Regions from separate parts of the Homo sapiens genome. Here regions 2, 3 and 4 are each linked to region 1. Evidence: chromatin loops called from intact Hi-C (ENCODE). Cell type or tissue: endothelial cell of umbilical vein. All regions are shown on one strand. Each heading gives the region's core, and the rest is flanking DNA. Links, peaks and the distances in the headings are about the cores only. Region 1 holds the start of FNDC5 (fibronectin type III domain containing 5). Region 2 has its middle 6.7 kb from the start of BSDC1. Region 3 has its middle 9.6 kb from the start of SYNC. Region 4 has its middle 19 kb from the start of ZBTB8A.

The links. Hi-C counts contacts between places; a loop is a spot of excess contacts. Peaks named below come from ENCODE experiments on the same cell type or tissue, not always from the same donor. Only the 100,000 strongest peaks of a DNase experiment are listed, where the experiment ranks them.
Region 2: it touches region 1 in a loop (13-fold over the local background); 18 of 110 quality-filtered maps call a loop at or near these places.
Region 3: it touches region 1 in a loop (11-fold over the local background); 63 of 110 quality-filtered maps call a loop at or near these places.
Region 4: a loop joins it to region 1, with 16 times the contacts of the local background. A loop is called at or near these places in 22 of 110 quality-filtered maps.

What each region holds. Positions count from the first base shown.
Region 1 is chr1:32,870,341-32,878,111 of GRCh38, reverse strand. It overlaps FNDC5 (fibronectin type III domain containing 5), which reads left to right and starts at 7,200. Exons shown (of 6, transcript NM_001441683.1): 1 at 7,200-7,459. The coding sequence starts at 7,222. It overlaps LOC105378631 (a long non-coding RNA gene), which reads right to left and starts at 2,143. Exons shown (of 3, transcript XR_947160.4): 1 at 1,897-2,143. RefSeq lists enhancers at 1,325-1,494, 4,576-5,432. In endothelial cell of umbilical vein, for the core only: a CTCF peak has its summit at 5,310 (motif pointing right); a DNase peak (open chromatin) is centred at 5,311; H3K4me3 peaks cover 858 bases; H3K27me3 peaks cover 1,721 bases.
Region 2 is chr1:32,397,240-32,405,010 of GRCh38, reverse strand. It overlaps the pseudogene GAPDHP20. Among named protein-coding and RNA genes, the nearest start is that of BSDC1, 6.7 kb to the right of the region's middle. RefSeq lists an enhancer at 4,099-4,218. In endothelial cell of umbilical vein, for the core only: a CTCF peak has its summit at 4,017 (motif pointing left); a DNase peak (open chromatin) is centred at 3,980.
Region 3 is chr1:32,708,501-32,716,271 of GRCh38, reverse strand. No RefSeq gene overlaps it. Among named protein-coding and RNA genes, the nearest start is that of SYNC, 9.6 kb to the right of the region's middle. RefSeq lists silencers at 1,650-1,944, 3,815-4,054. In endothelial cell of umbilical vein, for the core only: a CTCF peak has its summit at 3,924 (motif pointing left); a DNase peak (open chromatin) is centred at 3,811.
Region 4 is chr1:32,516,549-32,524,319 of GRCh38, reverse strand. No RefSeq gene overlaps it. Among named protein-coding and RNA genes, the nearest start is that of ZBTB8A, 19 kb to the left of the region's middle. RefSeq lists enhancers at 2,921-3,040, 3,091-3,140. In endothelial cell of umbilical vein, for the core only: a CTCF peak has its summit at 3,723 (motif pointing left); a DNase peak (open chromatin) is centred at 3,699; H3K4me3 peaks cover 294 bases.

The DNA.
Region 1 (7,771 bases), core at 2,772-7,771:
TGCAGAGAGCATCTCGGGGAAATGAGGGACTTGCACTTTATAATAATACCCACTGCAACATTTATAGATACTTAGCACGTGCCAGGTCCTGCGCTTTCCTCTTCACATGTAACATCTCCTGTGTTCCCCAAACACCACGCTGGGATGGATGCCAGGAGAGTGATTTGCCAGAGGTCACACTGTAGTGCGGGGCTGAGCCAATGTGTGAGCCCAAACTGTTTGGCTCCAAGCCTTGGACTCTTGCCTTCCTCACCAGACCCCTTGATGCCAGACCCATAAGCACTCACCCCGGGACCCACAAACACAGATGGGTGTGTCTGGCAGCAGGTGGGACCAGAGCCAACTAGAATGCCAGCATTCCTGGGCTTGTCACTCTGGGCCATCATATTCCCTCTTCAGCCTCCAGCCATTCCTGGGTCGGAGGTATGAGGGGAGGTTTAGACAACACAGGGATTTTTTCTTTCACTTATTTCTTCCCAGTGTGCAGAAAAGGAACTTTGAGCAGCAAGAACAAGACCCACTGAGAATCTCCTGCCTGGGAAGCCACCCGGGTTCCCTTCCCTTCCAGCAAAGGGATGAGTCCAGCTGCTGGATCTGTCCTCCAGCCTTCTCTGAGACCTCTCATGCAGACTTTTAACAAAGGGGCCTGAGGCCAGAGGCTGGGCCAGCTGCATCATCCTGAGCGGGGAGTTGGGTGGGCCAGGTAGGGGGATGGCTTCCAGGAGGCAATTTTCAGCAAAAGGATGGTCTGGCAGTGTTGCCAGGAAGGCAGCAATGCCCCTCACTAGAGGCATCCCAGGTTGGCAGGCACTGGATACACCCTGGTGAGGAAATTTGAGACAAGCAATGACCGAGTCCCTGCAACATCCTCGTCATCATCTTTGTCGTCATCGTAGCTACCACTGATTGGACACACTTTGTGTCAGGCGCTTTAAGATATGATACAACTGCCACTACTGCTAATAAAAATGGCAGCTGCTAGGAACTCAGCCCTTATGTGGCTGATCTTCATTGACTCCTCACAGAACCCTATGAGGCAGGCACTATTGTTAGGCCCATTTATAGATGGGGAAACTGCGGCTCAGAGAGGTTCAGAGACATGTTTACAGGCAGAGGCAGCAAGATGCAGGCTCTACCTGGCTGCTGCGTCTGTGGTCGGCTCGCCTGGGAGTTGACCTCCTGAGAGCTAAGCAGCAGGCAAGGCAGCCTCTGCCAGCCGGGGCCTCCTCCTGGGGCTGTTCCTGCGCTGGGGCAATGTGGGCTTCACTGTGGCTGAGGTGGCGCCCTCTGCTGGCTGTGCCCAGGCTGTGCAGAGCCACGAGGGAGGTCCTCCGTGGACTTGGGTTGTGGGAGGTGGACCGACCCTGGAGACTCAGGGTCAGACCTTCACTGCGGATGGCCGCTGTTCGCCAGTGAGAACAGATGCCAAGGTCACTCCGGCAGTCTGGGGCTGAGCTGAGGAGTGAACGTAAAGGCAGTCTTCACTCCCAGGCTTTTGTCCTTCTACCCCTCTCTCATCTTCCCCTAGCTGCCTCCACCTCTTCCACTGCCTTCCACTCTGAGCCTCTAAAATGGGGCCTCTGGCCCCACTGTTTCTGAGGAATCTGGGTGACTGGTGTGCAGCTGAGAATCTGTCTCCAAAGGCAAAGCCAGGGTCCAGGCTTTGAGGCCTGGAGCTGCCACTGACTGGCTTTGTGATACTGGGTGAGATTCTCAACCTCTCTGAGTGCTGTTGGATGGGAGCCTTCCTGTGTAGACTCTGAAGAACTGAAGAGATTTGAGGAGGTCTCCTTTACCCGATTAGAAGGCTCTATTCTGCCGCTCCTCCTTCTCCCTTCCCCCCTCCCCGTCCTCCTCCCTCCCCATCCCCCCCACCCCCCGCCCCCGTCCTCCTACCTCTTTCTTTCTCTCTTCCTCTTCTCCACCCCTGACCAGAGGAGGCATTTTAGGCTCAGAAAGCTAGAGTTACTTGGCCCTATGTCACCCAGCCAGGGGTTTCTGGCTTCAGAATCTGGACTTTGGAGGGCTGACCTCTGCCCTGCTTCCTTTTCATCTCCTCCTATATGTCTGATCCATCAGCTCCTCCTGCAAAAAAAAAAACAAAAACAAACAAAAAAAAAACATCCCAAATCCTCCATCGACTTCTCTCTCTGTCCCCTGCCACCACCCAGGCCAACACTGCATCCTTTCTGGCCGTGAGACCGCAGCACCCTCCTTGCTTCCTCACAGGGCACCTGGCCCCCCACTCCTGTTCTCTGCCATCCAGCCTGCACACTGGAGCGGGCAAAGTGAGCCTTTTAAAATGCAAATCACATCCCATCTCATCTCCCCTCGAAGCTTCCCATTGTGAGTGGGATCAACCTAACCTCCCTTCCACACCTGGAGGCATGTGTTATCCAATCCCACCTGCCCTCACTGCCTCCTTCTTGCTTATAAAGCTCCAGGCTCACTGGCTTCTTTCTGTTTCCCCAACATGCAAGCTTGCTCCTGCCCCAGGGCCTTGGTACTTGCTCTTCTGGGGCTGGAGCTCCCTTCCTGTGCTGTGTGCTGCTGCCTCCTTTGCCTTCAGGTGTCAGTTCAGGTGACTCCCCCTCAGCCCACACCATGTAACGTCGCCCCACCCAGCCACTCTCCACCACATGACTTCATTGTTTTCATAGCCACTCTCGGTCTCTGAAGATATTTCATTTGGTCATCAGCTCACTTGTTTATTGCTTTTCTCTCCCCCTGGAATATGAGATTCACATGGGGCAGGGACCCTGTTGTCTTGGTCACAGCTGTGATGCTGCTGGCAGTTAGTAGGTGCTCAATAAATGTTTGTTGAATAAATAAAGCCCTTCCTAGCCCCAGCTTCTCTTGCAAGCTCAGAACAATCTTTCCAATCTAGTTCTACTTTTCCTGCTCCCAATGTCACAGCTCAGAGCCTACAGCAAACGCCCACATAAACATTCTGCCTCTCCTGCTTTCCCTCCACAGAAACACTCCACTTTTCCAGACCTCAGGGCTAATGATTCCTCTTTCCCTCTGTTTCTTTCCTCTCACTTGGCTAACTTCCACCTGACTGTCAGTACTTATTAAGCTCAAGCATCACCTCTTCCCAGAAGCCCTTCCTGCTTTCCTCTCAAGTTAATTACCTTTTCTGTCCCTGTAGGCCCCAGGTGCCTCCTATTCCAGAAGGCAGTCCCCTCTTTGTATTTTAAGAGCATCTCTCTCCTCTTCCCCGGCCATGAGAACTCCCTAAGGACTAGGACCAGTCTGGTTCATCACTATGTCCTCAGCACCACCAGCACTCAGGAAATACTAAACTGGCCTGACTTCATCATTGCCATGATGGGGATTTTGAGGATTAGAGAGGCTAGATCAGTGTCTCCCAGCTGTATGACCCATGGCAAGCCCCTTCTTCTCTTCAAGCCTCAGTTTCCTCATCTGTAAAATGGGTATAATTCCAACTCCTCTGAGGATTCAAAGAGTCTTCCCTTATGTACATAATGTGTCAGCACGGGAAAAGTGTTGGGTGAGTAGGGGGTCCCTTGTCTTGGCCCTGGGATTAGCAACTGCCTCTGTGAGCAATAAGTCCCCTTGAGCCCTTCAGGGAAGGAGATTGATGTGATGTCCTCTGGTGAGCCCTGAGCCCTGGATCCTTGTCCTCAGAGGTCCTTAGAGGTGAGGGGATACGGTAGGCAGACTGGATCAAGCCCTCAACTTGCAGCCGCATAATTTAATTTGAGACATGTCTCTATAGTTCACTGGCTGTGTGACACAGGGCAAGTCCCCTTACCTCTCTGATCCTCAGCTTCCTGATATGGAATGGAAGTTAATGACACATACCAGCCTAAGACTCAAAATAACATGGATAAAGTCCGGGCGCGGTGGCTCACGCCTGTAATCCCAGCACTTTAGGAGGCTGAGGTGGGTGGATCACCTGAGATCAGGAGTTCGAGACCAGCCTGGCCAACATGATGAAACCCCGTCTCTACTAAAAATAAAAAAATTAGCCAGGCATGGTGGTGGGCACCTGTAGTCCCAGCTACTCAGGAGGCTGAGGCAGGACAATCACTTGAACCTGGGGAGCAGAGATTGCAGCAAGCCAAGATCACGCCACTGCACTCCAGCCTGGGCAAAAGAATGAAACTCCGTCTCAAAATAAAATAAAACAATAACATGGATAAAGTAGGTGCTCAATTATTATATCCCCAAAGCAACTCCTGACCTCCTGATTCTTCCTGTGATTTGCAGGGCGGGTGAGGGGTGTCTAGTGACCATCCTTGACTGGGGCCATGACCATCCTAGGCTATAAAAAGGAAACTTCCTATTCTAAATGGGTACCCGGGGCTGGCTTGGGCACCTGCAGCCTGAGTTAGGTGCTGAGACTCTGGACACGCAGGAGGGTCCAAATGCTGGTGACCCCATTAGGTGTCAATGTGTAAGTGACCGGCCAGCCCTCAAGGGGGTCTCTGTGGAGTCCTCCAAATGAAGCCCAGTGAGTGCAGCTTGGGAGGACAGAGGCGCACCCTTAGTCCCTACCCAGGTCCTCATGGTTTCACTCATTCTTTCACTGCTGTGTTTCCAGAATATTACACAGGGCCTGGTCCATAATAGGTGCTCAATAAACATATGATGGAAGAATGATTTTTTTTCCATACAGTCAACAATCATTTAATGAGCCCCAACTGCATCGTAAGCCTTGCGCTAAGGGATGGGGTACATAAAGTGGCTGGGTTTTTTTGAGATGGAGTCTTTCTCTGTCACCCAGGCTGGAATGCAGTGGTGTGCTCAGCTCACTGAAACCTCTGCATCCCAGGTTCAAATGATTCTCATGCCTCAGCCTCCAGAGTAGCTGGGATTACAGGCACACACCACCATGCCCGGCTAATTTTGTATTTTTAGTAGAGACGGGGTTTCACCATGTTGGCCAGGCTGGTCTCGAACTCCTGACCTCAGGTGATCCACCCACCTCGGACTCCCACAGTGCTGGGATTACAGGCGTGAGCCAGCGCCCTGGCCTGCAGTGGCTGCTTCTGACAGCTCCCTCCCAAGTTCACCCAGGGCTCCACTAAATCCTCCCAGCCAGCTCTCACTGGCTGCCAGATTCCAGGCACCAGGGCTTTCCCCAGAATTAAGGCCCAAGCACCCCATGCATCATGAGGACTGAGAAGGCTGTACCCCCACAGTCACAACTCTCCAAATCCTCCAAGCCCCCTCCTTCAGCCGCCTTCTCTCTCAAGCCCTCAGGCACTGCCATCTCCTCCCTCCCAATGCCCTACATCTATCTAGGTTTTACCCAAAGAGGCCAGCAGATGGCGCCAAGGTTCCCCTTTCCCCAGCGCTGGACTGGAGGCCAAGACCCCACCAGGACCCTCCCTCCTTTTCTCCCCTGCAGGGACGGGAGTAGATTCTGTGTCCTCTAACTGAACCCTCTCCTTCCTGCTGGTTCCTGTGCTGGAGGCCTGAAGAGGCTCCAGTTGCTCCTGCGGGCCTCCTGGTTGTCTTCCTGTCTGATGGATGGGGGGTGGGGGGTCCCTAGGGGCTAAGCTGCAGCTGGTGGGGCGGGGCCGGGTGGGGTGGGGCAGGCAGCAGCTGCGGGGAGAAAGAGAGAGAAGATAATAAGGGGAGAGAAAGAGAAAGAGAGCAAAGAGAAAAGAGAGAGAGAGGTGCTCTGGCTCCGGGGCTCTTCTCCCAAACGGGTCGAGGTCCCAGCTGAGGCTCTCCCAGGACAAGGTATGTGGCGGGGGAAATGATAGGGCTGGGCAGTGTCACCCTGCCGAGTGGGGCAGGTCTGGGGGCACTGAGGGGATGGGCAGGAAAATTCTGCTGCTCAACAAGAGCCCCTAAGCTCGCTTCCATCTCACCCCTTCCAAGGTGACCAAGGAGGAACACAGGGCCAGCGAAGGAGTCCTGGGTGGGCATAAGGAGAGGAGGGTTGTCTATCGCTCCTCTTGACCCACTGTGTGAATCTGCACCAAGCTCTTCCCATCGGTAGACCTCACTTCCTTAATGTAAAACCAGGGGGATGGAGAGGAAGACCCTGAAGACGTTTCTGTGGCAGAACTTTGCAAGACGTCTCCTTTCCAAAGAAAATTAGCCCTTCCAGGGCTTCTGGAAAACCTTTAAGACCCAAAGGAATGCCCCGCTAGTAGTGGAATTTCGGATAGTCGTGGGAGGGGGCTCAGGGGTTCTTGCTGAGACAAAAGGCCCTGAGCCCTGGTCCATGCCTCTCTCCTCCACCTTGTTTCTCTGGCTGAGATGAGGGAAGGGGGCTGGAGCCACTCCCCTTCTCAGAGATGCTCTTAGAGATTGCTGCAGACTGTTTTCTGGCTGGGGAGGAGCTGGCCCCGGCCAATTCTAGAGTCTCACGAATCTCCGGATGGGTGAAGTCACTCTGGGTGGGGAGACAGTTCAGTTAAGCACAGCTTTGGGAGTCAGATCAGCCTGTGTTCAAATCCTGGCTCTGCTGCGGGTCCCTGGACAAGTCAAGTAGCCTGTCCAAGCTGCAGGCTCCTCCTGTGCAAAGTGTGCAGAGTATGACTTTACAGGGTTGCCCTGAGAATTAAGCCACATAATGCAAAGAAAGCTCAGCATAGTATCTGGCCCCTGGTAGACGCTCATTACTGCCCTCACTATGGGGATGAAAATGAAGGAAAAGGACTGGCCTGGGGTCACAGAGCTGGACTCTCCAGTGAGACAGAGCAGCCTCTTCCCAACCCCACTGGAAACACGGAGCCCTAGTGTCCACTTAGCACTCTCTGCTCACCCCAGCCTTACTGTGATCTCTCCCCTCTGCTCCCGTCTGCCCCAGCCGCAAGGCCTCGGGTCTACCGTGGAATGAGGGGATCCCTAGGCCCAGGGAAGGGAGGCGCGCTTAGGGGTGGGGGCACAAACGGGCATCTCGGTGGCACTTGTCCTCTCTCTACCCTGGGAAAGGGCAGAAAGCGGCAGCCAAGTCAGGGCTGTGCACGGGAGAGAGAGTGACCGCGGCGGGGGCGCGGAGAACCCCGCTGGGCTCCCGCTCGGTGAGAGGGCGGGAGCCGTGGGTCCGCGAAGCCCCTTCCTCCCCGGCAGAGGACCTAATAGGCAGCGGGGGCGGGAGTGGGGGCGCCCTCCGGTCCTCACCCCGCCCCCGCACCTCTCCCCGCAGCGGGGGCGCCCCGCCCCCCGGGCGCCCGACGTGGACGCGGCCGCCGCCACCGCCGCCGCGCGGGAGTCGCTGTCCGCGGAGCCGACATGCAGGCGGCTCGGGGCGGCGCAGGGCGGCCGGAGCGGCCGGGCCGGCCGGGCCGGGGGCCGGAGCGCGAGCGCGAGCGGCCGCCGGGCGCCGGAGCCGCGTCCCCCTGCGCCGCCCCGGGCCTGCCGGCCGGAGGAGCCACCATACACCCCGGGTCGCCGAGCGCCTGGCCGCCCCGCGCCCGCGCCGCGCTCCGCCTGTGGCTGGGCTGCGTCTGCTTCGCGCTGGTGCAGGCGGGTAAGGGGGCCCGGGGCGGGGGGCCGGCGCCGGGGCAGGCTCCTCTCGAGCCCAGCTACCTGGGAGTCCCCTGGTCCTTTCTCTGCCCCCTAGGGACTCCTGTCTCGGCCCAAACACTGCTCCCCTAACCCAGCCCCCAGCGTCTTCCTACCTCCTTGACCCCCAGACCTGTCCTTCAGTTTCCAAATCTCCCCTGTCACCTCAGCCCTGGGTTTCCTAGGGTCTTGTGGTCCCCAGTCCCCTAATCCCATTCCCCTAACCCCAGGTCTTTGCCTCAGCTTCCCTAGCTCCCTTCTTTGACCCAGGGAGCAG
Region 2 (7,771 bases), core at 1,896-6,895, 470 kb after region 1:
TTGATGTAGATATTTACATATTTCAAATACTTTTGCTTCTCTTTCTTCTCCCTTTCTGCCACTATCGTCTCTAGGTGGTTTTATAGGGAGATTAACTTCACCATTCAGTGATGGATTGCAGATTCCTAAGCAGGAATTCTGAGAGCCGGAGGACAGTCGTCAAGGCTTTGGATGCCTTCTTTGGAGAGTAATTAAAACAGTGTTTTTAATTACAGAAGTGGTAGCTACTTTATGCTAATTGGGAAGCAAGTCTAAGTTCAAAACACAGAGTATATGTGTTTGGCAGCAAATGGGGAACAGGACAGTTGATGTTCGGGCTATCTGCATCCAAGCCCAGTCTCCCTTTTGGGAAAAAACCCTCACTGTTGTAGTAAGAATATTCCACTTCCCACCTCCCACCTCCCTTACACAGAAGCCAGAGGGAGCTAAATCTTTCCCCACTCCCAGAAATAGCCAAGAAGGAGGCTTATGGTGTGTGAGTCCCAAAAACAATGCTGGAGGTGCCCAGAAGAATATTATTATTGACTGAATGCGGTGGCTCACGCCTGTAAGTTTAGCACTTTGGGAGGCTGAGGCGGGTGGACTGCTTAAGCCCAGGAGTTCAAGATCAGCCTAGGCAACATGGCAAAACCCTGTATCTATAAAAATACAAAAATTAGCCAGATGGTGGCGTGTGCCTGTGGTCCCAGCTACTTGGGAGGCTGAAGTGGGAGGGTGGCTTGAGCCCAGGAGGCAGAGGTTGCATTGAGCCGAGATCGTGCCACTACACTTCAGCCTGGGAGACAGAGTGAGACCCTGTCTTAAAATATATATATATTGCCGGGTGTGATGGCACATGCCATGTGATGCATGTGATGAGTAATCCCAGCCACTCAGGAGGCTGAGGCAGGAGAATCGCTTGAACCCAGGAGGCAGAGTTTGCAGTGAGCCTAGATCGCGCCATTGCACTCCAGCCTGGGCAACAAGAGCAAAACTCCATCTCAAAATATATATATATATAATCTATATAATATATATTACATATTTTGCTATATTTCCTCTGAGCCAGTCCACAGTGCCATCTTTTGGGAACTCTGGTAACAGAGCCACCCTGGAGACAAAGTTCTTCTTTGCTCTTTGGGCTACAATATTCCACCCCTTTGGTTGTTCTAAGAATTCTATGAGACAACAGTGCCTAGCACACAAAGGATGCTCCCCTTTTGTCAATTATAAAGTGATACGTAAATATATGGGAGTCTGGGGAGAACAGGGCTTTGCTCAAAATCACATAGGACATTAGGAGTACAATCAGGACCCGTGTATTCTGGTAAAAGTTTAACAATTGGCTTGGCGGAAGAAGGGGCATGATTTGTATTGTTTGTGGATTTTAATGATTAAACACTCCCACCTTCATCAATTTTAAGGTGCCAATGTGACATCAATCACTGAATGCAGAGTTGAGGAGAGATATCTCCTATTAGGCCGGGCATGCTGGCTCATGCCTGTAATCCCAGCACTTTGGGAGGCCGAGGCAGGTGGATCACCTGAGGTCAGGAGTTCAAGACCAGCCTGACCAACATGGTGAAACTCTGTCTCTACTAAAAATACAAAAAAATTAGCCAGGCATGGTGGCATGCACCTGTAACCCCAGCTACTCGGGAGGGGGAGGCAAAAGAATCGCTTGAACCCGGGAGGCAGAGGTTGCAGTGAACCGAGATAGTGCCACTGCCCTCCAGCCTGGGCAACAAAAGTGAAACTCCGTCTCAAAAAAAAAAAAAAGTACACTATTATATAGTATTTCCACCATATAGATACAATAAATGTAAGTTACTTCAAGAACACAGATGAGCTCTCTGCTCTTGCCATACAACATACAGACACATCTCGTGTAGCACCAGCAGCAGCCTTGAGACATCATGGTGTGAGTGAAGGCCAGAGTAAATAGATGGGACCATATTGGAAGCCTGTTTACCAGGGCTGCTTTTAACTCTAGCAAAGTGGATAGTGTCACCATCTATGACCACTTCATTCAGGTCAACTCCATGGTCTACATGTTCTAGTATGACTCCACCCATGACAAGTTCCAAGGCACCATCAAGGCTAAGAACAAGAAGTTTGTCACCAATGGAAATCCCATCACCATCTTCCAGGAACAAAATCCCATCAAAATCAAATGGGCTGGTCCTGACGCTGATTATGTTATGAAGTCCACTGGCATCTTCACTGCCTTGGAGAAGGCTGGGGCTCACTTAGAGGGTGCAACCAAAAGGGTCATATCTGCTCTCTCTGTTGATGCCCCCATGTTTGTGATGGCCGTGAACCTTGAGAAGTATGAAAACAACCTTGTGATTGTCAGCAACGCTTCCTGTACTGCCAATTGTTTAGCTGCCCTGCCCAAGGTCATCCATGACAACTTTGGCATCATGGAGGGACTCATGGCCACAGTTGGTGCCAATATTGCCACCCAGAAGACTGTGGATGGCCTCTCTGGGAAACTGTGGCGTGATGGCCACAGGACTCTCCAGGACATCATCCCTGCATTTACCCACTCTACCAAGGCTGTGGGCAAGGCCATCCCTGAGCTTAACAGAAAGCCCACTGGCATGGCCTTCCATGTCTCCACTGCCAACATGTGGGTTGTAGACCTGATCTGCCATCTGGAGAGAGCTGCCCAAATATGATGACATCAAGAAGGTGGTGAAACTGGCATCGGAGGCCACCCTCAAGGGCCTCCTGAGCTACACAGAGCACCAGGTTGCCTCCTCCAACTTTAACAGAGACACCCACCTTTTCCACCTTCAATGCTGGGAATGGCATTGCCCTCAAAGACCACTTTGTCAAGCTCATTTCCTGATATGACAATGAATTTGGCTACAGCAACAGAACGATATACCTTATGGTCTACATGGCCTCCTAGGAGTAAGGGCCCTCTGAACCACCAGCCCCAGTGACAGCACGAGAAGAAGAGAGGCCCTCAGCTGCTGGGGAGTCCCTGCCAAACTCAGTCCCCCACCACACTGAGAATCTCCCCCTCCTGAACACTGTTTCCATGCCAGGCTCCCTGAAGAATGGGAGGGGACTATGAGACCGCACTTTGTCATGTACCATCAATAAAGTCCCCTGTACCCAGCCAAAAAAAGTAAAGTGAGCATAAATGATAGTGAAATATATAAAAGTAATTACATAGTGATGAGTTTGGGTTATTTATTACCTTTGTTTTTATTTTATTTATTTATTTTTTAGAAATGAGCTCTTGCTCTGTCACCCAGGCTGGAGTACAATAGTGTAATCATACCTCGCTGTAACCTTGAACTCCTGGGCTCAAGCGATCATCCTGCTTCAGCCGCCTGAAAAGTTGCGATTATAGGTGTGAGCCACCACACCCAGCTCTATAACTTATTTAATGGTAAGTTTATAAAATTTAATTAAATAATGTCCGTGTTCAACAACCAGCTTTTAAAATTCCTTTTTTTCTTTTTCTTTCTTTTTTTTTTTTTTTGAGACAGGGTCTCCCTCTGTCACCCAGGGTGGAGTGCAGTGGCTCGATCCCTGCTCACTGCAACCTCTGCCTCTCAGGCTGAAGTGATTCTGCTGCCTCAGCCTCCCAGGTAGCTGAGACTACAGGCGTGAGCCACCACACCCGGCCAAAATTCCTGAAATGTTAACAATCAGCTCTAGAGGGCTGAACTAGAACCAGTCCATGGGCTTTTAGGCATTCCCTGTGCTGCCTGCATCAGTAACTTAGGCATTTTGGTCTTACACTGGGTTCTACAAATTACGCAGCCAGTCCTCCTGCCAACTCTATGCTGGAATCTGCACGCCAAACCGAGGGCGGGCTTGGGCCTTGGAAATTTCTGAAAGGCTTGAGTCACCTCCCAGGATTATCCCAGGCCTAGCAGCCTTCCACGGAGGAACCCCACCCTGTCCAGAGGAGCCAGAAGGCCTCTCCTAGGAGCCGGGGAGATAGGGAGCCGGGGAGCCCGGGAGCCAGCTTCCCGTGAAGAATGAGTCCACAGCACCATCTGGTGGCACCTGGGTGTCAGGGCTCCTTGGGAGCAAAAGCCAGGATCCTGGGATAAGAATCACCTGCCAATTCTAATGGGGTGGGTAGGGGGAGTAGGAAAAAAATCATCTGCCAAAAGGGGTCCAGCAGTGTCAGAGGGGGGATTTGAGTCAAAGGAGGGTCTGAGGGTGTGGGATTTACCTGCATTCATACTTTGCCTAAGAGCTGCAGGAGACTGTAGAGGCCCCAAGGACAGTGAAAAAACTGAATTTCAGAGAGAAAAAGTGACAACTGCCCATAAACCAGTATTAAAATCTAGCTCTGCTGACTCCCAAACCAGTGTTCTTTCAACATACTGTTTAACTCAACAGATGTCCATTAGCCCTCTACCAGCGCCTAGCATTGTATGAGGCTCTGAGGACAGGGGTAAGGAGGTAAGACAATCATAATCCCTACATGAGGACTTTATGCCTTGCAATGTGCTAGGTGTTTTATTTATTTTCTTTAGTCATTACAACAACCAGAATTAGTATCCCAATGTTAAGGATGAAGACATTGGCCGGGCACAGTGGTTTATGCCTGTAATCCCAATACTTTGGAAAGCCAAAGCAGGTGGATCGCTAGATCCTAGGGGTTCGTAGACCAGCCTAGGCAACATAGCAAGACTCCATCTCTACAAAAAAAAAAAAAATTAAATTAGGCATGGTGGCACATGCCTGTGGTCCCAGCTACTCAGGAGGCTGAGGCAGGAGGATCACTTGAGCCTAGAAGGCTGAGGCTGCAGTGAGCCATGATCATGCTAGTGCAGTCCAGCTGGGGTGACAGAGTGAGACCTGCCTCAAAAAAAAAAAAAAAAAAAGGATGAATATGTTTGATGCCAGAGGTTATGGCAGTGAAAGGAGCCAACGGTCAAGGTACTGGGGTGAACAGATAAGGAAGACCAAAGAAACCCAAGCAAAGGGTCCCACTGAATCCACAGTCACTAGGGACATCATGGGCGAGCACTCTGCTGGGCCTGGGGGTGAGGAATGAGACAAGGTGAAGATAACGAAGGACAGGATGCCTGCAGCTATCATCTGGGTGGGGAGGCAGGACATAAGGTTGGAAGAAGTTAAGACTAGCATGAAATGCACAGAAGCTTGATTTTATTAGACAGCCTTGGGTTCAAATCCGAGTTCTGCCATTTCCTAGCTGTGTTACCTTGAGAAAGTCACCCCATATCTCAGAATCTTAGCTTTTTCACTTTTATTTAAAAAAAAATAATAGAGGCCGGGCACAGTGGCTCATGCCTGTAATCCCAGCACTTTGGGAGGCTGAGGCAGGCGGATCACCTGAGGTCAGCAGTTCAAGACCAGCCAGGCCAACATGGCGAAACCCTGTCTCTACTAAAAATACAAAAATTAGCTGGGTGTGGTGGTGCACGCCTGTAATCCCAGCTACTCAGGAGGTTGAGGCAGGAGAATCGCTTGAACCTGGGAGGCTGAGGTCGCAGTAAGCCAAGATTGCACCACCGCACTCCAGCCTGGGCGACACAGTGAAACTGTCTCAAAATAATAATAATAATAATAGAGATAGGGTGCCATTATGTTGCCCATACTGGTCTCAAACTTCTGGGCTCAAGCAATCCTTCCATCTCAGCCTCCCAAAATGCTGGGATTACATGAGTCACCGTGCCTGGTCACCTTCTTCATTTATAAAATGTAGATTAAAAATAGTTCCCACCTCATTGAGCTTTTGGGAAGGTACACTGTATAAAGTGCTCACCCCAATGGCACCGTTAGATCTGTTAACAGTAGCATTCAATCATTTGATCACATCATCTTCACAACACAAATCATTTCCTTATTCCAAACCTTTGGTGACTCTCCTCTGTCCATGAATTTTAAGTCCTGCATTCAAGGCTCTCAAGAATCGAGATGTTAATGACCTTTACAGCCTCACGTCCATCCTCTCTTTTCCTTTTTCTTTTTAGCTATTCCAGATTGCTCTAAATTAGTCCTGTCTTTGTCCTCACTCTCCTTGCATTTATTCTTTCATTCACTGAACAAATATTGAGTGTCTATTATGTACCAAACACTGTTGTAGGTGCTAGCCGTAGACAAGTGAACAAGACAGACAAAAATCCTGCCTTCATTGAGGTTGCATTTCTAGTCTGAAGGAGGCAAACAATTTTTTAAACAAAGTATAATATACAATATGTCAGAGAAGAGAAATGGGGGTGCTTGTTATGCAACTTGTGATTTTAAATAATGTGGTCAGGGTGAGTAAGAAGATTATATTCAAGTAAAGATCTGAATGAGGTGAAAGTTAGAAGCACATAAATATCTGGAGGTAAGTGCAGTCTAAACAAAAGGAACAGCAAGTTGAAAGGCCCCAAGTCAGGAGAGTCCCGGGAATTTTCAGGGAATATCAAAGTAGCCAATGTGTCTGGAGCAGAGTGACTAAGGGGGCCAGTAATGTGAGGTCAGATCAACTATACGGGGCCTTAAAGGAGACTGTGAGGACTTATTGGCTTTTTCTCTGAGTGAAATAAGAGGACATTGCAGAACTTTGGGCAGAGGAAGGCTGTAATCTGGCATGTATATACATATACATATATATATATATACACACACACACACACATGTTTTTCTTTGTTTTAAAGACAAGGTCTCTCCATTGCACAGGCAGTAATGTAGTGGCATGGTCACAGCTCACTGCAGCCTCAACCTCAAAAAATTAGCCAGGGCTGGGTATGGTGGCTCATACCTGTAATCCTGGCACTTTGGGAGGACGAGGTGGGTGGATCGCCCAAGGTCAGGAGTTCAAGACCAGCCTGACTAACATGGTGAAAACCTGTCTCCACTAAAAATACAAAAATTAGCAGAGCATGGTGGTGGGCACCTGTAATCCCAGCTACTTGGGAGGCTGAGGCAGGAGAATCGCTTGAACCTGGGAGGTGGAGGTTGCAGTGAGCCAAGATTGCTTGTCACTCCAGCTTGGGTGACGAGAAAGAAACTCTGTCTCAAAAAAAAAAAAATTAGCTGGGCGTGGTGGCATGCGCCTGTAGTTTCAGCTACTAGGGAGGCTAAGGCAGGAGAACTGCTTGAACCCGGGAGGCAGAGGTTGCAGTGAGCTGGGATCGTGCCATTGCACTCCAGCCTGGGTGACAAGAGCAAAACTCCATCTCAAAACAAACAAGCAAACAAACAAAAAACCACCAAATATCTGTTTGAGTACTTGCCTTCTATTCTTTTGGGTATATACTCAGAAGTGGAAGTGCTGGATCATATGGTAATTCTGTTTAATTTTTTTGAGGAAATGGCATATTGTATTCCATACCAGTTGCATTCCCAGTGACGTATGTCTTTTAAAAGATTACTTTCAGGCAAATGAAGACTAGACTTAAGGAAGGCAAGAGTGGATGCAGAAATATTTGTTAAGAGGCTCTTGTAATTAACCATGAGATTGATTATGGTAGCTTGTATCTACATAATAACAGTGGAGGTGGTGAGAAGTCACTAGATTCTGGTTTTGTTTGAAAGGCAGAGCCAACTGGATTTGCTGATGGGATTAGTTTGGGAGTATGAAAGAAAGTGAGAAAGCAAGGATGACTCCTAGGTTTTTGGCTCGAGCAACTGGAATAATGAGGTTCCATTTACAAATGTGGGAAAGTTTGCAGGAAGATGAGGTGGATAAATCAAGAGTTTGTTTTGGGACATGTTAAAAATAATACACCTATTACACATGCAAATAGACAAAATGAACCTGATGTTCAGAGAAAATGTATGGGTTGGAGAGGAAATTTGA
Region 3 (7,771 bases), core at 1,407-6,406, 160 kb after region 1:
TGTTCTCTGACCCTCAGTTTCCTCATCTGTAAATGAGGCGTGATCACACCCACCTCACAGGATTGATGAGACAATTTAACTACATAATACAGATAGAGCGCTGTAGGCCCAGGCCCAAGAACTCTGGACTGGTTTGGTGAGTGACTAGATATATGGATGAGTTGCCCAACATACTGAGGCAGGCCAGGTCACCCCTACTGCAGCCTCACTGATCCTGCCACCTCCTAGGGAATTCCAAAGGACCTGTCTCACAGTGTGGTTTGCTGCTGCTTCCAAAGCTCGGGCAGCCCAGCCCAGCCCAGCCCTAACTGCTGTATCAAGGTAGAAGGGTTAGGCCGGTGGACAGTGGCAGAGGTGGAGAGGGGTCAGGGAGACACAGCCATGCCTGTGGGAGCCACCAGCCTGCTGGGGGAGATCCAGCTCAGCTCTGCTCCTGGAGTACCTGGCTGAAGCAAGGAAGGCCCATTCTGTTCTTGCGGCTCCAAGGCTAGTTAGTGAACATATCTAGCATGGCCCAAGGGCTCCAAAGCCTGAAGTAGAAGCAGCCTGGTCCAGGAGCTCCTGGGCTGGTAAGGGAGACACTCCTGAGCCCAGGTCCTCAAACTAGTTGGGGAGATAGAGCATTCGCCTGGGATTCCCAGTCTGATGGGAGCAAATTGCCCTCTCCTAGGGGCTCCTAGGCTGGTAAAAAACACAACTCTTTCCGGGCGCGGTGGCTCACACCTGTAATCCCAGCACTTTGGGAGGCCAAGGCAGGCGGATCACCTGAGGTCGGGAGTTCGAGACCAGCCTGACCAACATGGAAAAACCCCGTCTCTACTAAAAATTAGCCGGACATGGTGGCACATGCCTATAATCCCAGCTACTCGGGAGGCTGAGGCAGGAGAATCGCTTGAACCTGGGAGGCGGAGGTTGCAGTGAGCCGAGATCGTGCCATTGCACCCCAGCCTGGGCAACAAGAGCAAAACTCCGACTCAAAAAAAAAAAAAAAAAAAAAAAAGGCTGGGCGCGGTGGCTCATGCCTCTCATCCCAGCACTTTGGGAGGCTGAGGCGGGTGGATCACAAGGTCAGGAGTTCAAGACCAGCCTGGCCAACATGGTGAAATCCCGTCTCTACTAAAAATACAAAAGTTAGCCAGGCGTGGTGGCGGGCACCTGTAATCCCAGCTACTCAGGAGGCTGAGGCAGGAGAATCGCTTGAAACCGGAAGACGGAGGTTGCAGTGAGCCGAGATTGCACCACTGCACTCTAGCCTGGGCAAAAGAGTGAAACTCCATCTCGAAGACAAAAAAACATAACTCTTGCCAGGTGCAGTAGCTCATGCCTGTAATTCTAGCACTTTGGGAGGCTGAGGCAGGTGGATCACCTGAGGTCAGGAGTTCAAGACTAGCCTGGCCAACATGAGGAAATCTTGTCTCTTCTAAAAATACAAAAACTAGCCGGGCATGTTGACGGGTGCCTGTAATCCCAGCTACTCGGGATGCTGAGGCAGGAGAATCACTTGAACCTGGGAAGCAGAGGTTGCAGTGAGCCGAGATCTTGCCACTTCACTACAGCCTGGGCGAAAGAGTGAAACTCCATCTAAAAAAAGAAAAAAAAAACACTCTTGTTCTCAGGGACCCCAAGTCACAAAAGAAAACAGACCTGGGACACAGAGGAGTAGTGAGCACAGATGAATTCAGCTTTGTGCGTGAGCCTGTTGCATATTTGTGCACCATTTGTGACTCTGTGCATGTGTGTGCGTGTGTGTGTGGCTGTGTTGACTCTGTGTATGTGCCTTTGAGCCGAGGCTGTTGAGAAAGCTTAGTGAGTGTGGACCCAGTTGGGTGGAATCGCTTATTCATTAGACACACATTTACCAAACATTCACAGGGCAGGGCCCTAGGCATAACATGGAGCCCTTGACTGATGAGGTTCTTGTTTTTGAGGGCTTCACTCTGTAATGAGGGGAGATTAGGCACTAAACAAAAAAATCCTGCTGGGTATGGTGGCTCACACATGTAATCCCAGCACTTTGGGAGGCTGAGTCGGGCGGATCACCTGAGGTCAGGAGTTCGAGACCAGCCTGGCCAATATAGTGAAACCAATAGAGTGAAACCAATATAGTGACCAGCCTGGCCAATATAGTAGTTTTGTAAAAATACAAAAAGTAGCCAGGCATGGTGGTGCACACCTGTAGTCCCTCCCAGCTACTCAGAAGGCTGAGGCAAGAGAATTGCTTGAACCCAGGAGGTGGAGGTTGCAGTGAGCCGAGATCGCGCCACTGCACTCCAGCCTGGGGGACAGAGTGAGACTGCATCTTAAAAAACAAAACAAAACAGCCGGGCGCGGTGGCTCACGCCTCTAATCCCAGCACTTTGGGAGGCCGAGGTGGGCGGATCACAAGGTCAGGAGTTCGAGACCATCCTGGCTAACACGGTGAAACCCCATCTCTACTAAAAAAATACCAAAAAAAATTAGTCGGGCGTAGGTGGTGCACGCCTGCAGTCCCAGCTACTCGCGAGGCTGAGGCAGGAGAACGGCGTAAAACCCGGGAGGTGGAGCTTGCAGTGAGCCGAGATCGCGCGCCACTGCACTCCAGCCTGGGAGACAGAGCGAGATACTGTCTCAAAAAAAAAAAAAAAAAAAAAAAAAAAACAAGAAATGCAAAAGAAACTCAGGCGACCATAGGACCACAGGGAGGGAGCGTCCTGGAAAAAGTGATATTTAAGCTGTGTTCTGAGTAACAAGCTTTAGGGCTTGGGGAAAGGGTGTTCCAGATACAAGGAGTGGCATGTGCAAAGGCTGTGGACCTGGGAGAGGACACGGGGAAAGGTTTTTCTGGAGAAGATGGCTGGATGGGGTTTTGGAAGCGGTAAGGAGAACAAACGGGGCGTTGCTTCAGTTTGAGGGATGTAGTGGGATTGGCCAGGGGAAGATTGCTGGCTTGGGCCTGCACCTGGGGACGGAGGGGCAGTTCCCAGAGGAGTCCAAGGAGCTGAAGGTGCTGCCAACTCCAGAGAGGAGTAGGGAAGCTCCGAAGAGGGGGTTTAGGGAGAGAGCTCCTGGACTGGCCTCTGGGCTGTGCTAGGGGAGAGAGAGACCCATGGAGGCCCGCGAGCCTGGGAAAGGGTCCCCAGCGTTCTCATTCCACAAAGGAATTCAATCAGAGCTCCCTCACAGGACAGAGGGAATTACGGTACATGCACTTCTCCTAAGTTGCTCATTTATTCCTCTCAAGAACTATAATACATTTCCCATTTGAAAACAAAGGAGGCTGGGCGCAGTGGCTCACGCCTGTAATCCCAGCACTTTGGGCGGCCGAGGCCGGTGGATCACAAGATCGGGAGATCGAGACCATCCTGGCTAACACAGTGAAACCCCGTCTCTACTAAAAACATATAAAAAAATTAGCCAGGCGTGGTGGCGGGCGCCTGTAGTCCCAGCTACTCGGGAGGCTGAGGCAGGAGAATGGCGTGAACCTGGAAGGCGGAACTTGCAGTGACCGGAGATCGCGCCACTGCACTCCAGCCTGGGCGACACAGCCAGACTCCGTCGTCTCAAAAAAAAAAAAAAAAAAAAAAAAAAAAAAAAGGAAGCAGAAGCTCAGAGAAGCCTAAGGGTACAGAGCGGGGAAACGTGAGAGACTGCTCTGCTCTGGATTCGAACCCAGCTCAGAGTCTAAGGCCTGGCACCTTCCCTGAGTCCCACAGCCTCCCAGCAAGCGCATGCGCCCTTTAAACTCCAGCAGCTCGCTATGGGTGGATCTGCGGCTATTATTGTTGTGTGTTCATTATCACTGCGGTGCTAAAGGACGTCCTTGATTCAGCTGGGACGCCGACCTCCCCACTGTCGGCGCGCCATCGGTCCTGAAAACTCAGGGCCCGGGCGGCCCCGCGCGGCTGCGGCGGAAAAGACAACCCCCGGGGCGCGGGGTCGGCGTGGCGGCGCCCCCTGGAGGCAGTGCTCGGCATTGCCCGACCTGGGGAGGAACGACCCTGAACGCAGCTTCCTCTGAAGCGGTGGCTGGTGGTCAGCACCGGGTAGGCCCCAATGGCTCCCAGACAGCGGTCCCAGAGGGCAGGGAGAAAGAAGGAAATAAAGAGAAGAACACTTATCAAGTGTCTCTTGTATACTGGGCAAAAGGCTGGGCATTTCCTGCACATTTTCTCATTTAACGCCCACCCAATCTCATTTCCTAGAAGCAGAATCAGGGGGCCAGGCGCGGCGGCTCACGCCTGTAATCCCAGCACTTTGGAAGGCCGAGGCGGGTGGATCACCTGAGGTCAGGAGTTTGAGACTAGCCCGGCCAACATAGTGGAACTCCGTCTCTACTAAAAATACAAAAATTAGCCTGGCGTGGTGGCAAGTGCCTGTAATCCTAGCTACTCAGGAGGCTAAGGCAGGAGAATTGCTTGAACTCGGGAGGCGGAGGTTGCAGTGAGCTGAGATCCAGCCACTGCACTCCAGCCTGGGTGACAGAGTGAGACTTTGTTTCAAAAAAAGAAAAAAAGAAGTGGCCGGGCGCTGTGGCTCACGTCTGTAATCCCAGCACTTTGGGGGGCCAAGGTGGGCAGATCACGAGGTGAGGAGATCGAGACCATCCTGGCTAACATGGTGAAACCCCATCTCTACTAAAAATACAAAAAATTAGCTGGGCGTGGTGGTGGGCGCCTGTAGTCCCAGCTACTCGAGAGTCTGAGGCAGGAGAATGGCATGAACCTGAGAGGCGGAGCTTGCAGTGAGCTGAGATGGCACCACTGCACTCCAGCCTGGGTGACAGAGCAAGACTTGGTCTCAAAAAAAAAAAAAAAAAAAAAAAAGGAAGCAGAACCAGAGAGGTTAAGTAATTTGCCCGGAGACACAAAACAAGTCTGTGGCCATGCCTGGGCCCCTTGGGGCTAAGTCTGAGGATGGAAAGGCTGCCAGATTCCCACTAGACTATAAGTCTCTGAAAGTCAAGGTTAATGACAATGATGTGGATAACACATCATTTATTCGTGGAGGCAGTGTATTGAATCTTGGGTGCCACCATTTCCTCTCTGTGTGACTTTGGTCAACTAAGTTGCATAACCTCTCCAAGCCTCAGTTTTCTCATCAGTAAATGGGCTTTATTACAGGCCCCATGTTATAGGGCTGTTCTGAAGATTTATTGCATTAAAGCAGATAAAATGCCTTCTAGCCCAGGTGCAGTGGCTCCGGCCTGTAATCCCAGCACTTTGGGAGGCCCAAGCAGGCAGATCACCTGAGGTCAGGAGTCTGAGACCAGCCTGGCCAACACGGCGAAATCTCCTCTCTACTAAAAATACAAAAATTAGCCAGGCATGGTGGTGGGTGCCTGTAATCCCAGCTAATCAGGAGGCTGAGGCAGGAGAATTGCTTGAATCCGGGAGGTGGAGGTTGCAGAGAGCCAAAATTGCGCCACTGCACTCCAGCCTGGGTGACAGAGCGAGACTCTGTCTCAAAAAAAAAAAAAAAAGACTAGTTTAGCATCTGGCTTGCAGTAGGGGCTCAAGAATATAGCTAACATCATTTACTAATTTGGCCACTATTTGTTTTTTCTTTTCATTCTTTATTCTCTTCTATTTGTCTTATTCATTACTATACTCTTCATGAACACATCATTTGGCCACTATTTGTTGAAAACCTAGGGACAAGGGACACAGCCATGAAGTCATACAGATATAGGTCTTGCTTTAATGACTTACTGTCTTTGTGTTCTTAGGGTTTAACACATTGTCTGGCCTAACAAATGGTGAAGTGAATGAATGAGCGAGTGAAAACACATGCTGTAGTCAGCCAGCCCCTGGTTGCAGCTTCAGAGAGAGGAAGCAGGAGAAAGGGGAGTTTCAAAAATAATAGTTAATTATTTCTTGTTTTTGTTTTGTTTTGAGACAGAATTTTGCTCTTGTTTCCCAGGCTGGAGTGCAATGGCACGATCTCGGCTCACTGCAACCTCCGCCTCCTGGGTTCAAGCGATTCTCCTGCCTCAGCCTCCCGAGTAGGTGGGATTACAGGCATGCACCACCATGCCCAGCTAATTTTGTATTTTTAGTAGAGACGGGGTTTCTCCATGTTGGTCAGGCTGGTCTTGAACTCCCGACCTCAGGTGATCCACCCACCTCGGCCTCCCAAAGTGCTGGGATTACAGGAGTGAGCCACCGCGCCTGGCTGTGTTATCTAATTTTACAGAGAAGAAAACAATTTCCATGAAGTGGAGTGACTTTCCTAAGGTCACACAGCAAGTAAGCGCTCCAAAGCTTGGATTCATACCCTGGCTCTCTAGAAGCAGTAGGTCAAGGCTGGGTGCGGTGGCTCATGCCTGTAATCCCAGCACTTTGGAAGGTCAAGGCTGGAGGATCGTTTGAGTTCAAGAGTTCAAGACCAGCCTGGGCAACATGGTGAGATACCCCTCTATCTGGCTGTGATCTGTACAAAAAATAAAATATTTAGCCGGGTGGGGTGGCACACACCTGTGGTCCCACTGATCATACCACTGCACTCCAGCCTGGGCAAGAGCAAGACTCTGTCTGAAAACAAAAAACAGAAGTGGTGGGTCTGAGGGCCCTGCCAGGGCATCTCTGTACCACCCTCCTCCCACCTCTAGACGGGTTGCTGGAGCTCTTGGCACAAAGAAAGTGAGCAGAGGCCAGGCGTGGTGGCTCATGCCTGTAATCCCAGCACTTTGGGAGACCCAGGAGGGCGGATTGAAGGTCAAGAGTTCACGACCAGCCTGGCCAATATGGAGAAACCCCTTCTCTACTAAAAATACAAAAATTAGCCAGGTGTGGAGGCAGGTGGCTCAGGAGGCTGAGGCAGGAGAACCCAGGAGGCAGAGATTGCAGTGAGCCAAGATCATGCCATTGCACTCCAGCCTGGGGGACAAGAGCAAGAACGCCGTCTCAAAAAAAAAAAAAAAGTGAGCAGAATGGCCTCCACCTGCATCAGTAGTAATGGGGAATGTGCTACTCTCAGCTTGGAGAGCAGCTCCACTTCCAGTGGCTCATGTGTTGAGCCTCACATTTGATTGCATTTCACAACAACCCTGTGAAGAGGGTGTTAATTGCCCATTTTGCTGAGAGGGAGCTGAGGTTCAGGGAGGTTGGTTTCCCAGGGTCCTATAGGATCTGCTCTGGGGTCTGGTAGAGACAGCTGCCAAGGCCATGCCTCCCCTGCTGCCCTCTGGTGCCTCTCCACTTCCCAGCTCATCCATCCATTCCTCCCACACGCATGTCCACTCACTCACAGTCCCCTGCCTGCCCCATTCTACCAGCCACAGAAACTACAGTCCTAAGACAGAGGGACCCCTTGGGTGGGGACCCTGCCTGGAGTGGCACCCAGAAGTCTTCACTCGAGATGAAATTTGTTCACAACTTTTCTGATTCTGGTTTTTGGTGCGTTTTTTTTTTTTTTTTTTTTTTTTTTGAGACAGAGTTTTGCTCTTGTTGCCCAGGCTGGAGCACAGTGGCACAATCTTGGCTCACTGTAACCTCCACCTCCCAGGTTCGAGCAGTTCTCCTGCCTTAGCCTCCCAAGTAGCTGGGATTACTGGCATGAGCCACTACACCCAGCCAATTTTTGTATTTTTAGTAGAGACAGGGTTTCACCAGGTTGGCCATGCTGGTCTCGAACTCCTGGCCTCAGGTGATCCACCTGCCTCAGCCTTCCAAAGTGCTGGGATTACAGGCGTGAGCCACCACGCGTGGCTCTAGTTTTTGTATTTTTATTTTATTTATTTATTTATTTGTTTATTTATTTATTTTTTTTTTGAGACAGAGTCTCGCTCTGCTGC
Region 4 (7,771 bases), core at 969-5,968, 350 kb after region 1:
CCAAAAAAAAAAAAAAAAAAAAAAAACCGCATGCGGTAGCTCACACCTGTAATCCTAGCACTTTGGGAGGTTGAGGTATGTGGGTCACCTGAGGTCAGGAGTTTGAGACCAGCCTGGCCAACATGGCAAAACCCCACCTCTACTAAAAATACAAAAATTAGGTGCACATGGTGGCACGCACCTGTAATCCCAGCTACTCAGGAGGCTGAGGCAGGAGAATTGCTTGAACCTGGGAGGCAGAGGTTGCAGTGACCTAAGATCGTGCCACTGCACTCCAGCCTGGGTGACAGAGCGAGACTCCGTCTCAAAACAACAACAACAACAAAAACAAAAAACATACTAGGTCTTATTTTTTCTAACTGTATATTTGTATGCTTTTTTTTTTCTTTTTCTTTTTTTTTTTTTTTGAGATGGAGTCTCGCTCTGTTGCCCAGGCTGGAGTGCAGTGGCGCGATCTCGGCTCACAGCAACCTTTGCCTCCCAGGTTCAAGCAAGTCTTGTGCCTCGGCCTCCTGAGTAGCTGGGATTACAGGCATGCGCCACCACACCTGGCTAATTTTTGTATTTTTAGTAGAGACAGGGTTTACCATGTTGGCCAGGCTGGTCTGGAACTCTGGACCTCAGGTGATCCACCTGCCTCAGAAGCCCAAAGTGCTGGGATTACAGGCATGAGCCACCGAGCCTGGCCAGGAAAACTCCTATTTTTCCTTCAATATTCAGTTCAGACATCAACTCTCCTGGGAAGCCTTATGGCATCCCTCCGCTCTGCTTCTGGAGGGCCCTAAACAAACATCTCCATTACTGTTCTTATGAAAAATGTTCTTGACTTTTCCTCTGTCCATTTCTTCAACTATGGAGGACAGCCATTTCCTGTTAGTTTGCTGAAGTCACTTACATGTATGTGCCCTGTGTCAGGTCCACTGCTGATGTCAGTAGTGTACAGCCCAGAGACATAAACCATGCCACGAATTTGAACATAGAAACTTTAATATAAAGAATTATACTAAATTATCCAGGTGTGGTGGTGGACACCTGTAATCCCAACTACTCGGGAGGCTGAGGTGGGATTATCAATTAAACCCAGGAGGTGGCAGTTGCAGTGAGCCAAGATCATGCCACTGCACTCCAGCCTGGGCAACAAGACTCTGTCTCAATAAAAAAGAAAAAAGAAAAAAAGAAGCCAGGTGTGGTCGCTCACGCCTGTAATCCCAGCACTTTGGGAGGCTGAGGCAGGTGGATCACCTGAGAGGTCAGGAGTTCGAGACCAGCCTGGCCAACATGGTGAAACCCTGTCTCTACCAAAGATACAAAAATTAGCCAGGCATGGTAGCACATGGCTATAGTCCCAGCTACTTGGGAGGCTGAGACAGAGAATTGCTTGAACCCAGGAAGCGGAGGTTGCAGTGAGCCAAGATCATGCCACTACACTCCAGCCTGGGCGACAAAGTGAGACTCTGTCTCGGGGCAGGGGGAGTGGGGGGAAGAAAAAAAGAATTATTATTTTCATTTTTATTTTTTTCAGACGGCGTCTCGCTCAGTCACCAGGCTGGAGTGCAGCGACACGATCTCAGCTCACTGCAACCTCCGCCTCTGGGGTTCAAGCGATTCTCCTGCCTCAGCCTCCCGAGTAGCTGGGACTACAGGTGCACACCACCAAGCCCAGCTAATTTTTGTATTTTTGGTAGAGACAGAGTTTCACCATGTTGGATGGTCTCGATCTCTTGACCTCGTGATCTGCCCGCTTCAGCCTCCCAAAGTGCTGGGATTACAGGCGTGAGCCACTGTGCCCGGCCTAGAAAAAAAGAATTATTAACTAGTAAAAGGTGGGGAGACGTTTTTTGTTTTGTTTTGTTTTGTTTGTTTTTTGAGACGGAGTTTCACTCTTGTCACCCAGGCTGGAGTGCAATGGTGCAGTCTTGGCTCACTGCAACCTCCACCTCCCAGGTTCAAGTGATTCTCCTGCCTCAGCCTCCCAAGTAGCTGGGATTACAGGCGCCTGCCACCATGCCCAGCTAATTTTTGTATTTTTAGTAGAGACAGGGTTTCACATGTTGGCCAGGCTGGTCTCGAATTCCTGACCTCAGGTGATCTGCCCACCTCTACCTCCCAAAGTGCTGGGATTACAGGCATGAGCCACCACACCCAGCCAAGAGAGATTTCTTATAAGGAATTGGCTCATGGGATTATGGAGGCTCACAAATCCAAATCTGCAGTGTGGGCAGGCTGGAGACATAGGAGAGCTGACAGTGCAGTTCCAGTCCACAGAGTCTGCTGGAGAATCCCCTCAGGAAGGTTGCTCTTTGTGTTCTATTTGGGACTTGAGCTGATTGGATGAATCCCACCCATGTTATGGAAGGCAATCTGCTTTACCCAAAGCTCACAGATTTAAATGTTAATCTCATCAAAACACCCTCCAAGTTGACACACAAAATTGACTAGCACAGGTAATTATCTACTAAAATGGAAACAGGGCTCCAAAGAAAACAGGAATACAGCCAGGCATGGTGGCTCATGCCTGTAATCCCAGCACTTTGGGAGGCCGATGTGGGAGGATCACTTGAGCCCAGGAGTTTGAGACCAGCCTGGCCAACAAATTAGCCAGGCATGGTGGTGCATGCCTATCATCCCAGCTACTCAGGAGGCTGAGGCAGGAGGATCACCTGAGCCTGGGAGGTTGAGGCTGCCATGAGCCATGATTGCACTACTGCACTCCAGCCTGGGGGACAGAGTGAGACCCTCTCTTAAATACATAAATAAACAAACAGGAATAGCAAATGTAGCAAATGGCAAAGACAACAGGACCAGCTATTACCTTTAAGGTTGAAGGAGAGTACTCAAGGAAAGAAGAAACTTGCAAGAGGACTTCCTTTCCCATGCCCCACCAAAGACTGGGATTTAGACCTCTTCAGAGAGGATATGTCTGCCGCCTGCTGGATGGTGAAGTTCATTGAGGTGCCACAGGTGTGGGCTGGAAGATCTGTGGCCACCCACCAGGGTGCCAGCAAACTCACTGCAGGGTGGGCACCATTCCCCATGGAGCTGTACTGTAGGATGAAGAAGAAAGTTGCACTGAAGCCGGGCACGGTGGCTCAAGCCTGTAATCCTCGCACTTTGGGAGGCTGAGGCGGGTGGATTGCCTGAGGTCAGGAGTTCGAGACCAGCCTGGCCAACGTGGTGAAACCCCGCCTGTACTAAAAATACAAAAATTAGCCAGGCATGGTGGCGGGCTGAGACAGAAGAATTGCTTGAACCCCGGAGGCAGAGGTTGCAGTGAGCTGAGACCACGCTATTGCACTCCAGCCTAGGCAACGAGAGTGAAACTCTGTCTCAAAAACAAAAAAACAAAAAAAAACTTGGCCTGGCGCAGTGGCTCACGCCTGTAATCCCAGCACTGTGGGAGGCCGAGGTGGGCGGATCACATGTCAGGAAATCGAGACCATCCTGGCTAACACGGTGAAACCCCGTCTCTACTAAAAAATACAAAAAATTAGCCTGGCGTGTTGGCGTGAGAGCTGTAGTCCCAGCTACTTGGGAGGTTGAGGCAGGAGAATGGCGTGAACCCGGGAGGCGGAGCTTGCAGTGAGCCGAGATCGCGCCACTGCGCTCGAGCCTGGGCGACAGAGCGAGACTCCGTCTTTAAAAAAAAAAAAAAAAAAAAATTACACTGAAATCACTAAGCCCCTGCCTCTGCTATTGCAGTGTCCCTCTGGCGCCCTCTATTGACAGGGCCTAACATTGCTCTAGCTGGGAAAGAAGAAATGTTTATAGAGTCCAGCTGGTTGCACAAAGCAGGGCAAAAAAAGCTTAAGTTTGAAGTTAAGTGATGATAAATTGATAATTTGCATACATTTGAGGAATAAATGAATGTCTTCATCACCAAAACTGTAACTAACTAGGAGGATCATCGGTTATCTGAGATATTCAAGTGAGAAAAATATTTAAATTTAATAAAGAAAGATGTGGGACTCTTCATTGGAAGAAAAGGGGAAAATAGGCGGTTGGACAAACCGCTGGTGACCAGGGAGATAAAAGACTAATAGAAAGCAAAGAGGAGGGGCCTGGTGCGATGGCTTGCGCTTGTAATCTCAGCCCTTTGGGAGGCCAAGGCAGGAGATCGCTTGAGCTCAGGAGTTTGAAACCAGCCTGACCAACATGGCAAAACCCTATCTCTACAAAAAATACAAAAAATTAACCAGGCGTGGTGGTACGCACCTGTGGTCCCAGCTACTCGGGAGTACTACTTGAGCCTGGGAGACAGAGGTTGCAGTGAGCCAAGATCATGGCATTGCACTCCAGCCTGGGCGACAGAGTGAGACCCTCTCAAAAAAAAAAAAAAAAAAGCAAAGAGGAAACAAGAAGCTGGAACAGATACCTGTGAATTTGTACCAGCTCTTTAACAAATGTAATGATCTTACCCTCATCTTACTCATCTCAGAATTAGAAACTTATACTTTATATGTTTATTATTCCAGTGACTATAGTTCCCATACCACACTTCAAAACACATCATCTAACAATAACTGCAGTCATGCACCACATTTTGGTCAACAATAGACTGCATATACAACAGTGGTCTCTTAAGAATATAATGGAGCCGAAAGCTTCCTATTGCTTAGTGATGTTGTAGCTGCGGTAGCATCCTAGCACTGCGGTGACACTGGTGTAAACAAATCTGTGCTAACAGTCATACAAAATTCTAGAACACATAATTATGTACAGTGCAGAATACTTGATAATAAATGACTATGGGCTGGGCACAGTGGCTCACCCCTGTAATCCCAACACTTTGGGAGGCTGAGGTGGAAGGATCACGAGGTCAGGAGTTCAAGACCATCCTGGCCAACATGGTGAAACCCCATCTCTACAAAAAATACAAAATTAGCTGGGCATGGTGGCGCGCGCCTATAATCCCAGCTACTCGGGAGGCTGAGGCAGGAGAATCACTTTAACCTGGGAGACAGAAGCTGCAGTGAGCTGAGATCATGCCACTGCACTCTAGCCTGGGCAACAGAGCGAGACTCCATCTCAAAAAAAAAAAAAGTTACTGGTTTGTGTGTTTAAATACTATACTTTTCATCATTATTTTGGAATGTACTCCTTCTAGTTATATTTTTAAAAGTTTTCTGTAAAACAGCCTCAGGCAGGTCCTTCAGGCGGTATTCCAGAAGAAGATACCATGATCATAGGAGATGACAGCTCCACGCGTGTTATTGCCCCTGAAGACCTTCCAGTGGGACAAGATATATAGATAGAAAACAGTGATATTGGTAATCCTGACCTTGTGTAGGCCTAGTCTAGTCTAGTGTGTGTGTGTGTTGGTGTGTGTGTGTCTTAATTTTTCACAAAAAAAGTTTAAAAAGTAAAATTAGCCGGGTGAGGTGGCTCACGCCTGTAATCCCAGCGACTTTGAGAGGATGAGGTGGGCAAACTGCTTCAGCTCAGGAGTTCAAGACCAGCCTGGGCAACATGGCAAAACCCTGTCTCTACAAAAAGCCCAAAAATTAGCCAGTCATGGTGTTTCAAAAAAATTTTTTAAATAGGAAAATGCTTATAGAATAAGGATATAAAGAAAGAAAATATTTTTGTACCGCTGTAGAATGTGTGTTTTAAGCTAAGTGTTATTACAAAAGAGTCAAGTGGGTTTTTTTGGTTTTTGTTTTTTATTTTGAGACAAGGTCTCCCTCTGTCACTCAGGCTGGAATGCAGTAGCTTGATCATGGCTCACTGCAGCCTCAAACTCCCAGGCCTAAGTGATCCTCCCCACTCAGCCTCCAGAGTAGCTGGGACTATGGGCGCTACCATGCCCAGCTTATTTTTTATTTTTTGTAGAGATGGGATCTCACTAAGTTGTTTAGGCTGGTCTTAACTTCCAGGCTCATGCAATTCTCCGGCCTCAGCCTCCCAAAGTGTTGGAATTACGGGCTTGAGTCACCACACCTGGCCTAAGAAGTTTTTTGTTTTTTGTTTTTTTTTTGAGACGGAGTCTCACTCTGTCGCCCAGGCTGGAGTGCAGTGGCGCGATCTCGGCTCACTGCAAGCTCCGCCGCCCGGGTTCCCGCCATCTCCTGCCTCGCCTCCCGAGTAGCTGGAACTACAGGCACCCGCCACTACGTCCGGCTAATTTTTTGTATTTTTGGTAGAGACGGGGGTTCACTGTGTTAGGATAGTCTCGATCTCCTGACCTCGTGATCCACCCGCCTCGGCCTCCCAAAGGGCTGGGTTTACAGGCGTGAGCCACCGCGCCCGGCCGTAAAAGTTTTTTAAAAATTAAAAAGTGTATAAAGTAAAAATGTTAGAGCAAGCTAAAGTTAATTCACTATTGAAGAAAGAAATTTTTAAAAATAAATTTAGCCAGCTGGGCGCGGTGGCTCAGGCCTGTAATCTTAGCACTTTGGGAGGCCGAGGTGGGCAGATCACCTGAGGTCAGGAGTTTGAGACCAGCCTGGCCAACATGGTGAAACCCTGTCTCTACTAAAAATACAAAAATTAGCTGGGCATGGTAGCGCGTGCCTGTAATCCCAGCCACCCAGGAGGCTGAGGCAGAATTGTTGGAAGCCAGAGGCGGAGGTTGCAGTGAGCTGAGATCGTGCCACTGTACTCCGTCCTGGGTGACAGAATGAGACTCTGTCTCAAAATAAATAAATACATTTAGCCTAAGTGTACCGTGTTTATAAAGTCTACAGTAATGTCCTAGGCCTTCATATTCAGTTACCACTCACTCACTGGCCCTTCTAGAGCAACTTCCAGTCCTGCAAGCTCCATTTATATAGTAAGTGCCATTAGGTGGACCATTATAGGTGTACCTTTTGTTAATTTTTGATACTTTTTTTGGGGGGGTGGTGGGGGGACGGAGTTTCTGTCTTGTTTCCCAGGCTGGAGTGCAATGGCACAGTCTCTGCTCACTGCAACCTCTGCCCCGCTGGGTCCAAGCCATTCTCCTGCCTCAGCCTCCCGAGTAGCTGGAATTACAGGCTCGCACCACCACGCCCGGCTAATTTTTGTATTTTTAGTAGAGATTGGGTTTCACCATGTTAGCCAGGCTGGTCTCAAACTCCTGACCTCAGGTGATCCACATACCTCAGCCTCCCAAAGTTCTGGGATTACAGGCGTGAACCACCACGCCCAGCCAATACTACATTTTTACTGTACCTTTTCTATGTTTCAATACAGAAATACCATTGTGTTGGCCGGGTGCGGTGGTTCACGCCTGTAATCCCAGCACTTTGGGAGGCTGAGGCGGGCAGATCACCTGAGGTGCAGAGTTCAAGACCAGCCTGGCCAAGATGGTGAAACCCCATCTCTGCTAAAAATAAAAAAATTAACCAGGCATGGTGGCAGGTGCCTGTAATCCCAGGTACTTGGGAGGCTTGAGACAGAAAACTGCTTGAACCGGGGAGATGGAGGTTGTGGTGAGCCAGGATAGCACCGCTGCACTCCAGTCTGAGCAGAGCAAGACTCCGTCAAATAAATACATACATACATACATGCCATTGTGTTACAGTTGCCTACAGTTTTCAATACAGTAACACACTGCACAAGTTTGTAGTCTAGGAGCAACAGGCTATAGCAGCGGTCCCCAACCTTTTTGGCACCAGGGACCAGTTTTGTGGAAGACAATTTTTCCATTGAAGGCAGGGATGGAAATGGTTTTGGGATGAAACTGTTCCACCTCAGATAATTGGGCATTAGATTCTCATAAGGAGCACACAACCTAGATCCCTCGCATGCGCAGTTCACAGTAGGGTTCCCACTCCTATGAGAATCTAATGCC